Linked DNA regions of Mus musculus: region 2 is linked to region 1. Evidence: chromatin contacts called from ENCODE Hi-C data. All regions are on one chromosome and are shown on one strand. Each heading gives the region's core, a stretch centred on a gene start or an enhancer-like site at or near the end of the contact. The rest is flanking DNA. Distances are from core to core; before and after follow the strand shown. Region 1 holds the start of Npas3 (neuronal PAS domain protein 3). Region 2 overlaps Npas3 (neuronal PAS domain protein 3).

What was found. A loop is a pair of places that touch in the nucleus more often than their neighbours do.
Region 2: a map of left cerebral cortex shows a loop between it and region 1 (2.0-fold over the local background). The contact joins the enhancer-like site here to the promoter of Npas3 in region 1. A Hi-C loop is called at or near these places in 3 of 37 maps with a recorded cell type or tissue (all left cerebral cortex).

Annotation. Positions count from the first base shown.
Region 1 is chr12:53,246,234-53,251,991 of GRCm38, forward strand. It overlaps Npas3 (neuronal PAS domain protein 3), which reads left to right and starts at 2,199. Exons shown (of 12, transcript NM_001370962.1): 1 at 2,199-2,514. The coding sequence starts at 2,357.
Region 2 is chr12:53,295,137-53,300,894 of GRCm38, forward strand. All of the region lies in intron 1 of Npas3 (neuronal PAS domain protein 3), which reads left to right. It overlaps Gm51419 (a long non-coding RNA gene), which reads left to right. Exons shown (of 2, transcript XR_003950183.1): 2 at 1-5,758. 1700030L22Rik (a long non-coding RNA gene) reads right to left here. Exons shown (of 2, transcript XR_003950182.1): 2 at 3,588-5,758. Among named protein-coding and RNA genes, the nearest start is that of 1700030L22Rik, 19 kb to the right of the region's middle. Within about 2 kb of position 3,363, at least 1 of the 3 ENCODE cell types and tissues checked has a DNase peak (open chromatin) inside an H3K27ac peak, as active enhancers do; it is left cerebral cortex, where a contact is called at or near this core.

The DNA.
Region 1 (5,758 bases), core at 949-3,448:
TATCTGAAATCCTTTCAGAGCTTATCCAAAGGTTGACAAGGCAAGGAGGTCAGAACTTTGGGCTGAGTGAGGGCCAAGGTCCCCCTGTAGGGGTCCTTAAGATGCTGGTTTCCACCAGCCCCGCCTCGCACTGCGTGCTCGACCAGGGTCTAAGCAGTTAGGTGATGCATTGAATGTCTAGTGCTTCTGCTTGAAAATGACCCGGAAGCGGGAAGTCAGGACCTTGCTTTGGTCTTCAACTAACTCGTGGGCTCCTTCGCACAAGCCACAGATGCTCATTACGATTCTTTTTACGTGCAACATGTGGGGGACGAAGCAGTTTCATATCTCCTGGTATTATCTGCCGTCCAAAGCATTTTCTTTGAGAGGAAAATGGAAACGCAGCTGCGCCGTGGGCTCGGCCAGCGAGAGCCAAGGCTCCCCCCTCCCAGTCTCCCTGTGACTGCTGGGCTCGGAGGCTCCTCCCGAAAGCCACTTGGGTTGGGGACGCCCAGAGGTTGCCCTGGCAGGAGCGGGATGGGGCCTGGCGAGGACTCGCCTTTGTCCAGCTCCTCTAGTTTCCAGAATCATCAGGGTGGGAGGGATAGCATGGGGCTGCTGCAGGGCGGGCATCTGGCTCTTAGATCCTGTGCGGAGTTGTCCTGCTTGGGAGCCTCTGTCACTCTACACCTCGGCAACTTCAGGCCAGTGGGTCCTGTCTCACTGGATCATGGTGGCCCACTGTTTCCCAGGCTCAAAGGGTTAAGCAGGAGCCTGACCGGGAGAAGCGCGATTGGCCCTGGGTCACGGCGGCGTGGAGGTCACAGTTAACTTGGGCTTGTTTGGAGGGTACAGCGACTGCCCTAGCCCTTCAGCTGCAGTGCCCAGGCCCTGAGTGCCAGATGGGAAGAGGGTACCAGAATGGGAAACCACCACTCCCCACCACCACCCAGCCGCAGCAGTAGCAGCAGCAGTTGCAGGAGTAGCAGCAGCAGCAGCAGCAGCCGCTAAGCTGGGCAGGGGCTTTGAGTGTGGGACATTAGCAGAGCTCTGTGTCCCTCAAGGGCTGCATCCGCCTGCTTCTCGCATCTCTGCTCCTGCTCACCAGCCAGAAGACAGGGGGAAAAGTGGGCAACCCGGGTCCTGGGGAGGGATGGAGGGAAACAATCAACTCCCACTCCCCCAACCCTAGCTCAGTGAAACCCAGTGCAAGTCTCACTAAAAAGGCGCATCCAAACTGTAAGGATCTCTCTTCACCCCCTAATGAAAGGCAGGCGTCACAATGTGAAGTAACAGGAAGGCGCGAGGAAATAAATGCACGTGTTTTCTCTTTTTGTTTCCTTGGTGTTTGGAATTCGCAGAGTTCTTTTCAATTGTGGCTACTAATTTATTCGTTTCCTCGGTCAAAGGGGGGCGTTAAGAGATGGATCATAGCGCAAACTAAGATCTAGCTGAGACCCCACCTCACAAGTTTCCCAAGACCAACTCTTCCGCTCACCAGGAGCGGGAAGAGCCCTTTCTTTTAAGCGACCCAAACTCTCCATTGTACAAAAGCGCCAACCCCCCGCCCCGCACTCCGTCGCCTTTGCAAACCACCTCTCCTAGATAACTATCAAGTTCTCCAGGAACCCAACTTGCGCTTGGTCACATTCGCTCTGCTTAATGTGGAGAATAGTGTCAAAGAGGGGTCCAGGCTGAAACGGGAGGCTCTGACGCCCCATTCCTACACCCGCGGGCTGGGATCCTGGTTTCTGGCAGCCTCGGAAGGCTGAAGCCAGCCCGGATGGTGGTTATTTCTCCAGAGAAAGGAGGAGAAAGAGCGCACCACAATCTTGCACTTTGGGTCGGAAGTGCGCGGTGTGTGTGTGTGTGTGTGTGTGTGTGTGTGTGTGTGTGTGTGTAGAAGAGGGAGGGAAAACGCACCCTCCACTGCTCGTTATTCCCTTGCACCGGCCAAGCGCTCGCCAAGCCTCCCGGTGCATCCTTCCTCCTTCACCCCCTCCTCCTCTCAGCTGGGCTCGCGCGGCGCTGCTGGAGCAGCCAGTGAAAGCAACATCCTGGAAAGAGGGGGGAGCAACAGTGCCCCCCAAAAGGGAGAAAAGGCCCCACCCTGACACGTTTTGCTGTTTGCAAGTCCCTCGCACACCCCCCGCACCTCCTCCTCGCCACCCCCCCCCACCTCAGCCCGCTGCGCGCACATCAAAGCGCCTCTCCGCCGCGCACAGTGGCCGCGGCTCACTAATGGGATTGCAGGCTGGTGCCTGGCTCCGCTGCTGCCGCCGCTCGCGCCGCTGCTGCCGCCGCCGCCCGAACCCGAGCCCGAGCCCCCGCCAGCCCGAGCCCAGAGCAGCCGCGCCTGGGGCTCCAAGCCGCGGCGATGATCCGAATCTTTCCGGATTTCAGCGTGCAGGTGACGGCCGCGGCGGCCGGCGGGGCAGCCGCTGGGGTACCGGCCGGTGCGGGCATGGGGAGGGCCGGCGCCGCGGCCAACGGCACCCCGCAGAACGTCCAGGGCATCACCTCCTACCAGCAGCGGTGAGTAGTCCCGTCCGAGCTGGGATAGTGCCCCCGTCTCGGGTACTGGGGTGGGACTCACTTTGCTCTTGTTTTGTGCCTTACAACACACATGCACCTCGTCAGGGCTTACTTTGCCTGCCCCTGTGCTATAGAAGGAGGGGGGGGGGGATACACAATCCGAATTGAAAAGCACTCTAGTGCACTGGCGAAGTGAAGTCATCCTTTGCCCTCTGCCAGGCCCCGAACGTTGAGCCTCAGCCCCGAGTAGCCAGAGAGTTCCAGTCAAGTCTGAGACGCTGCAGGAGATGCTTTTGCAAAGTTTGGGCTTCCTGCCCCCTTTCAGCAAAATGTTCTCAATGCCTCCGCGGGTGCGAATCCGCGCTGACGGACAGCCAGGGGAGCAATTGATCATCGGAGGCTGATTGATCATTTGTTTCCAAATAGGACAGAGACGATTTTCATGTGCAGAGATAGACTTGCGTTTCTACCTAATAGTGTGAGATCCTGTCACCTGTTACTACAGGGAATACAACGTGAAATCCGAATCTCTTAGGCGCTGTTAACTATCTTAAACGCATTATGATGCAAATGGATGGGATTCCGAGATCCAAGTTAGGAAGCAAATTTTACAAAAGTTAGGCTTGGTGGTGAAAGGGAAGTTTTAATATAGAAATTGTTTTTAGTTTTCTAAAGATAGTCTCTAGATTCAAAATAATTGTCATTAAAACACTGAGCAACCTTTGATTGAGGAAGGAAATAAAGAGAAATTTACCATCAACAGCTTTCTAACCCTAAAGTTTTCCCTTTAAGGATAACTTTCGATGTTCTAAGATTTTATTGAAAATGGGATTCACAAAATCGCTATGAGAAAAACTAACAATATAATCAAAAAGGTAAACTCTCTATTCATGAGGCTCAATTTTATGGTAGATGGAAGAAAAAAAAGCACATGAGAGTGTGAAATTAAATATTTGTGTTTCCCAGATTGTACACGATTAAACATCTGAGAGATTTGCCAATGGCATTTAACTTAAAATATACATAATGCATAATTCAAATTCCCATTTTACCTCATCTTTGAAACTTCATTGATTTGAGAGCCTTTGGTTTGAAACAATAGTATTTAAACTGCAAAGGTTACAGTAATCTGTCATTGCTATGTTTTGTGCCTTCTAACCAATGGCCCAGTGACCAGATTTTGCCTAACACAGTATTTTCCAAGTTCATGTAATTGCAAATATTCTGTAGAAGACTTCATTACATGCTCTGCTTATTGTCAAAAGTTTTAAAAAGAAGTCGTGGAAATAACTCTAAAGGGGCAAATCTTTGTCAGACACATATTTTTTATTAAATTATTTTAGTCATGTTTTACTCAAGCGATTACAAGAACCTTTAACAAAAAAGATCTGGGCATCTTTCAAAAGCAGAACACCAGTAAAGAATTCAGTTTCCCCATTTCATGGTTCAGGTATGGGTTTTTTTTTTTTTTTTTTTGTCTTTTATAAAACATTTAAATGACAATAGGATCTGGCGGTCACTTTAACTAGGAAGTGTAGGCAATAGTGACAATAGTGTGGTCTCTGAGGAAGAGATTCAAGGGTCAGAAATGTCACATGGCCTTTGGACAATTCCAGGGACCTCCAGGAACTTGAGCTGACCCAAAAGATGTAAATTGGGCATAAGGAGCTGTCGTGAATCTCCCGCTTTTAGGGTTTTTCCCCCTCAGCATTGGCATTGTCCTTTAGAAGAAAAAGATGATTTGGGGGTTCAGGAGTATCCAGGGGAAGTCATCCCCCCACTTCACCCCCAAGCACCTGCCTCAACACTTCCCTTTAAAGGTTCCTGTTGGGTTTCAGGCCACTTGTTAAACCTCAACCCACTGGTCTTCTAAAGACAGGGGTGAAAAACAAAACAAAACAAAACAAAAACAAAAACCCACCAAACCCTCTAAACTTTCTCCTTTGGAGTGAATTATGGCTTCCTTTGATTTAAGTGTTCTCTCATACTGACAAGGTAAGATGATAGTAGTGAAATGCAGTTTTCTTCCCATGGTGTTACTCAGATCTCCTGACACCTGTTACTGTCTTTAATTTTAGTTAATTTGGGGGCAGAAGAGTTGGGCAAGAAGATTATTGGCAGGTGTTGGAGGTAAGGTCTAAGCCAGGAGTCTCCTTTCGTAGTTCACCAGCACTAGGAGTCACCAGGACTGGCTTCGGGGCTCTGAGGAGTAGATTTAATTTCCTCCCGGAGACCTGGACGTTTTGCTAAAAAGAATTGTGAAATAACGTTTAAGAATTTTAAAGTACTTTTGGGGATCTGATGAGGGGTGACAGGAGTGGGTTTTTAAGCAGTGGCCTGCCTGTTGAGAGAGCACAAACTTCTCTTATTTGTCACCTCAGGGCAGAACTGCCCTGGACTGTCTCCTGGAACCAGAACTTCCAACTGGTTAACTCCTCTCTTCTTTGCTAGCCCCCATTTGTCTTGTAGGCAACACTCATCATTGCTCCAATTCATTTCCCAACTCCTATCTCTCCTACCTGTAGCGCCTACTAACTACTCCAGAGAGTCTTCAATAGTGTGAAGATATTGCAGCTCTGTCACCACACTTAAGAATCCAGTAGCAGTTCAGAATCCCCTCCCTACTTAACTGGAAGGGTAGCACACAAGGAGACACTCATTGAGCACCCCCACCCCAACTTTAAAGCAGAAGGCAAAGCTTCACTCACGAATGATGTTTCCCACCAGACTCTTCCATTTGTTCAACGCGGAACAGTCTTGGGTGTCTGTCTTGCCTGCTTAATACAGAACTGGCCCTAGTCTGCAAAAGGAGCTGTCCCCATTCTGCAGAGTGGCATAGTGGATAAATGACTGCCCGGGGTTTCTCCAGGTAAAAAAAAATATCCATCTAGCTCTGCACTGAGTAGCCATTTCTCTAGGCTTCCATGGGAGGCGACTAGACTAGATTCCAGAGGCCAGCAATCCAGTCCCAGGAACCGGGACTTGGCTCTGCAAAGGCATTTGTATGTAACTGCGTCTCAGCGCCTGCGGATTGGCCTATGAACCCTGGGGTCTGCATATCTGTACGGGTGTGGAAAATGCAGATGTTCTGGCTCTGGCTCCTGGCTGAGGGCGCCAGAGTCACAAGGTGCAAGTCCTGCATCCGTGCTCAGAGGCTCAGGGCAGTTGGGCCTGCTGGCCTGGGTCAGCTCAAGACTCATCACCTCACGCTTTTATTTCCACTGTCCCTGAAGATAGTCCAGCC
Region 2 (5,758 bases), core at 2,113-4,612, 50 kb after region 1:
TCTAATCTACCACAATCCACATTTGTGCTCCCCAAGGCCTTTCAATTTATATTTTCCTGTAGGTAGTGATTCCCTGGTTCCCTATCATGTAGTCATTTGCATGCATTGATTGAGCACCTGCTGTATAATACACACTGAGCTGGTGGCTAGAGATTGCAGGTAACCAGATGAGACACTGCACATCTGGGATCTCCTTGCCTAAATGTGGGAGGGCCAAGTGAAGACGGACAAATGTGTAGAGTAACATTGGCTGCTAATGTGATACACTGGCCTGGTCATGTGTAGCTAGAGGTACTGTGTGAGCCTAGGAGTCAGGAGCAGATGTCAGGGGTGAGGGCACCCTTTGACTATTGAAGTTGGGGAAGTCTCTGGATCTGTAAAGTGAAGCTGGGGGGTCGGGGGTGGGGTGGGGAAGTTATAGAGAAATCTACAGAGGCTGTTGTGACTGGATACACGTGGTCAAATCCCAGGAGGGGAGGCTGGAAAGCGGTCTTTAAATCTTGCATTTCACATAGTGGATTTGGGTCTTTTATACTTTTTTATCACTGTGCTCATGAATTGAATTGAACTAAAAGAACTAGAAGGATCAGTGTGTGTGTGGTGAGAGAGCTGGATAGACTTTAACAAGATAACTCCATTCCTAATACAGAAGAGACAGGAAGGAGGGGTGGTCAGAGACAGGAGACATCAGTGCGGGGCCACTGCAGCTCTCTGGGAAGGAAGTGTGCCCTGTCCAGAACAGTGAGCAAGGAGACAGGCTTGGCAGATAACAGGAAGCAAAGCTACAGCAATTAATCACCGGACGTGAAGGGCGGAGGACAGGCAGGGGCCGTGAGACGGGAGTCTGACTCTGTACTGTGCTTCTGTTCCCTGGCATGGGGAGTGCAAGGAAATGGACAGATTTATGCCAGAAGATGTGATGAGTCTCGCTTTGGATATTTAGAGACTGAAGCCTCCCATTAGAAACCCAAAATGGCAGAAACCCAAATATTTGCAGACTAATCCAGAGTATGAAAATAATTGAATGTATGCGATAAGCAAATGCTTGCTGAATGATTGAATGGATGCGTAGATTAGCCATCAATTCATTACATTTTAAATGACTATTATTGACTTGCTGTAATTATTTTAAAAACCATAAGGCACAATAGGAAGCATTCTAATTATTTAGAAGTAGCAGAAGTAATTCATTTTGTTGCTTAAAAATTTCCAAATAAGTTAATGTGGCTCCGCTGGACTCTTAGAATTGATTAGCGAGAGTGCCTTCTCTCCTCACTACCCTTGCTGCTTGCTGCTGGAAGGTCTTTGTAACAGTACAAGGCTACCAGTTCGAGGAGGGAAAGAGTTAAAACTAGGGAGATAATTTCTCAACACTCACTGGAGGATTAATCCCTGGGATTAAAATACAAAGCATTTAGATGAGGTACTGGCCCTTAAACCCTTGTTTATATCCCTGTGATGGTGGTGGGGAGCCAATGGAGGTAGAATTCTCCCCTCCAGCTCCTCAAATAATAAGGATTCCTTTGATCGGTGGATAGTTACTTATCACTTCTTCATTTATGGCACTCAGCTCACTCAAAACAATCTGGGCTGTAAATGCTGTTCCGTACATTTAGCATTATAAAATACTCTTCGGGGTTTGTTATAAACACTCTTTGGGGGGTTCACAGGGATTTGGTGCTCCTTGCCTTAGTAATAGGAGTCTATCTAAGTCGGCTAGTTAGCTTAGCCAACTCGGAAGTGAGATGTCAGAACTCACAGCGCAGATCTGTCTCTCTTGGATAGACTTGCCTGAGCCACTTTCCTGAGGCTGGGAAGATCAGAATGCCACATTGTTTGTTTACAGTGAGAAGTGCAGACATACAGACAGAACCCTTGTGTCTCAGTCAGGGTCTCTGTTCCTGCACAGACATCACGACCAAGAAGCACTTGGCGAGGAAAGGGTTTACTCAGCTTTTCTTCCATACTGCTGTTCCTCACCAAGGAAGTCAGGACTGGAACTCAAGCAGGTCAGGAAGCAGGAGCTGATGCAGAGGCCATGGAGGGATGTTCTTTACTGCCTTGCCTCCCCTGGCTTGCTCAGCCTGCTCTCTTATAGAACCAAGACTTCCAGCCCAGGGATGGTCCCACCCACAAGGGGCCTTTCCCCCTTGATCACTAATTGAGAAAATGCCTTACAGCTGGATCTCATGGAGGCATTTCCCTAACTGAAGCTCCTTTCTCTGTGATAACTCCAGCTTGTATCAAGTAGACACACAAAATCAGCCAGTAGACCTTGTCTTAGCCATTCCCAGGCATTCTCTTCCAACATGGAGATTTGGGATTGCACTCTGAAGGTGCCTAGCGAATGTGAAGTCAGAATAGGGTAGCTGCATAACTGTCGGTAGCCTGGTCTTCCCAGCTTCAGGTGGACTCTACACTAGGAGCGGGGACCTCAGAGGTTGCAACTTATGGCTGATCCTACCCAAGTCATGCATAGAGGGGCAGTGCCGTCTTTATCTTTGTTGTTTTCATGTTCTGAATCATTCTTATAGTTAAGGGATCTCTGTACCATATAGGTTTTTGTGTGTGTGTTACCAAGTAATTCTTAAATCTTGATGGCTTAGAGACCATTCTGTTCCTATCAGATACCCATTTCACCTCTGATATGCTATTGTCATGGTAGAAACATCAAAGCAAATTTAATCTCCCGATGATGGCACTGTTTAGCTCCCAGGTACTGCCAGTGTCTAGAGCTGAAGTCATGGAGATAATTGGCAATGGCTGGCTCTCTGCCTGATACAAAGCTTGTGGTGGAGATATTGTTATAGTAACACTTGCTTTATCAGTACTGTATGGGAGAAGGTAGGGAGCCTAGGAGGTAGGGCATCCATGTTTGCTGAGCCACATTAAGGCATAAACTAAAGACCTAAAACTTCAGACGCAGATAAATAAATGGTATATATACTGACAACTTAGAAAACAACACATGAAACTATGGTTACGTTCAGGATGATGCAAGAGTCCAAAGCTTTATGTAACCGGAGGGATGATGATGCTGATCAAATACAGAGGTCAGGCTGTGTGTTTGTAAAGGTAAATTACAATTCTCTGAGACATATTGCATTTATACTGGGGTCTCCCTAATAAGGTAGAAATACCCCACAGGCCCTAACAGCACTGGAGCTCACGTGAAAGGCAAGAAAAGTGAACGTAGGTTAGTCGTGACTGAGAAGTCCTAGAGGTTTGAGAGTAGCAAGAACAGATTCTAAGAAGGAAATGAAAGGAACACTTTCAAGGAGACTGCTGAAGAGCAGCGGCAGGAGATCTGAGGAAGTGAGTCGTTCTATGAGGGATTGTAGCCAAATACTGTAAAATCACGGCTCTGTGGGTGGGAAGACCTCAGCTGGCGAGAACTCTAGAGGAATTATAGCCAACTGCATACAGCGAGAAACTTTTGTACCAGAGACAACCACTCCATTCCACACCAGTGTCAAATATGATGGAAGAGCCTTTTTGCCACCACTTTGTATTTTGTGTCTGCCTAAGTTAAGCTTCTTTTCCAGTGTAAAGGGTAGAAGGTCTGGCCTCTGCTGGTTGTGCTTTCATTTCCCACCGTAAACGAGCCATTCTCTAATGAATTTGTACAGCGCTTCATTTGTAATTTACAGTGAGATAGTTTGAAGCGAAATAAAAGCCTTAGAAGAGTTAATGCCGCTGCCTTTTGGAGGAACCTGGCATCTTCAGGGACGCCCCATCACACACCGTCCGATTGTGACGTCTGAAATGGTAGCAGGAAATCTTCCCAGTTCCTTTTGGCATTATCACATGCTCTGATTAATTAAGCACTTTTGTTTACATAAACAGGATTTTAGCTTATCGGAGTCCAGAAGGAATTTGAAGAGGAGGATTTTTTAAGTTGAATTAATTGCCTTCTGCCCCGGGGAAAAAGCAGCAGCAAATTTGCAGAGAAACCCTCCTCGGGATTTTTCGAGTTCAAAGGTGATGGGAGTCAGTCTGGCGATCACTGGAGGAAGGGGAGGCAGGTGTGGATGGGGGGGCCGGGAGAGGAAGTGATGTGTCAATCTGTGTGAAACAATGTGTCACAAGCCCTGTGAATACTGTTCACACACATGCTTATGTTGGATTTTAATGTACACTGCTGAGAAAAGAAAGCAAATGCTCGTGGCGTTCCATGGTACCTTGTTATTCCATCTAACGGAACAGACACTTGCCAACTGACTTCCCGCCTATTAAATTAATACCGTGTTAACGAAAATTAAGAGAGGCTAATACTGCTCACACGTATCCTTCAGCAAAAGACAAAAAAACCAAACAGACCCATAACCAAAGTAATTAAATATACTAAACCCTTGTAAACTAACGATTAGAGAACAAAATATTTTTCTTCGTTAAGATGTTATTGTAAATGGATAAACTGTTTTTATAAAACCGTAAGTGAAATCCACAAGACAACGTAGTATTGGAACCTTGAGTATAAAAAGAATGGAATAGTCCTGCTCATAGTTATACTTTAAATATCTAAGTACATTGGATTCCTTGAATTGGGATCCTGTCTTTACCAGAAGCAGCCCCCAGGAAATGCCTTACAGAAGACGGAAGCAAGGAAGGCAGTTTCAGAAGGAAGCCTGGCTGGGACAGCAGAGGAGCAGCCCCGAGCCTCACTGCCAGCACAAGCACGGAGCGTTCAGCAAGTTGACTTGCCTAAGTCTCACAATATAACCAGAAATGAGAAATAATGCCGTGCACAACTCCCCTAGGGAAAAGCTGATGATACTTGTAAACATGGCGTTCATAGAGAGGCTTCAGAGCGTGGCAGTCTAAACGAGAGGAGTTCTGTTGAGTGCTTTGCTCATGGAGACACTAACCATGACTTAGCACCCAGCCTGTCTAGAGGAGGTTCCAATAAATAACCCATCCATCTTGTTTTTGGTTCTTATAAACTCAGCCACAGCTCTCCTGCAATCCCTCTCATTCTCTGATCACAATTTACCTTGCACTGCTTGCAAGTTTCTCTCAACTGCCATCTGGGGCCCGTTATCTCGTTCTAAGTCTCCCCTACTCAGCTGCTCTGTACTGCACATCTTCAGCCTCCCTCATTGTCTTAATCCCTGGTAAACCTGGAACTCCTCCTCATCACATGCCCGAGACTCCTCATGGCCCAGTGATCATCTTTAAGATATGCTGTTTTTCCAAATCAGCCCTTGTAACTTCTTGTTCTGTGCTCTAACTTCCTGAATGATTGAACCACTATAGCTGGAAGCCTCAGGCCATTTCTGACTCTTCTTTTCCTGCAGTTCCTGTCTCTATGTGTTCTTCATTTTGCATGTCCCTGTATCCCACTCCCTGGTCCTGGCTCAGTGTGGCCGTCGTTCATCTAGACATCTTGAGTGGCCACTTAACTACCTCATTCTTTTCAGTCATCACCTGCTTAGGAACGCACACTACAGAGAATGCAAAAGGGTTTCAAATCCAGTGTAGCAGGCCATTTAGTGGTTTATAAAAAATAAAACCGAATTTCCATATTATCCAGAACTTTCACTGGTAGGTAAAAAGTTTAGACTTAGACAAATACATATGTTACAAAGCAGAACTATTTACAATAGACAAATGTTAAAAAAAAAAGCACAAATTCCACCACCAGATGAATAAAGAGTGTGTTATCTGCATACAATAGAATATTATTTAGTCATTAAAAATCAGTACTGATACAAATATCGGTGTTAAGTTAGGAAAGCAAACAAAGTGGTTGTATCAC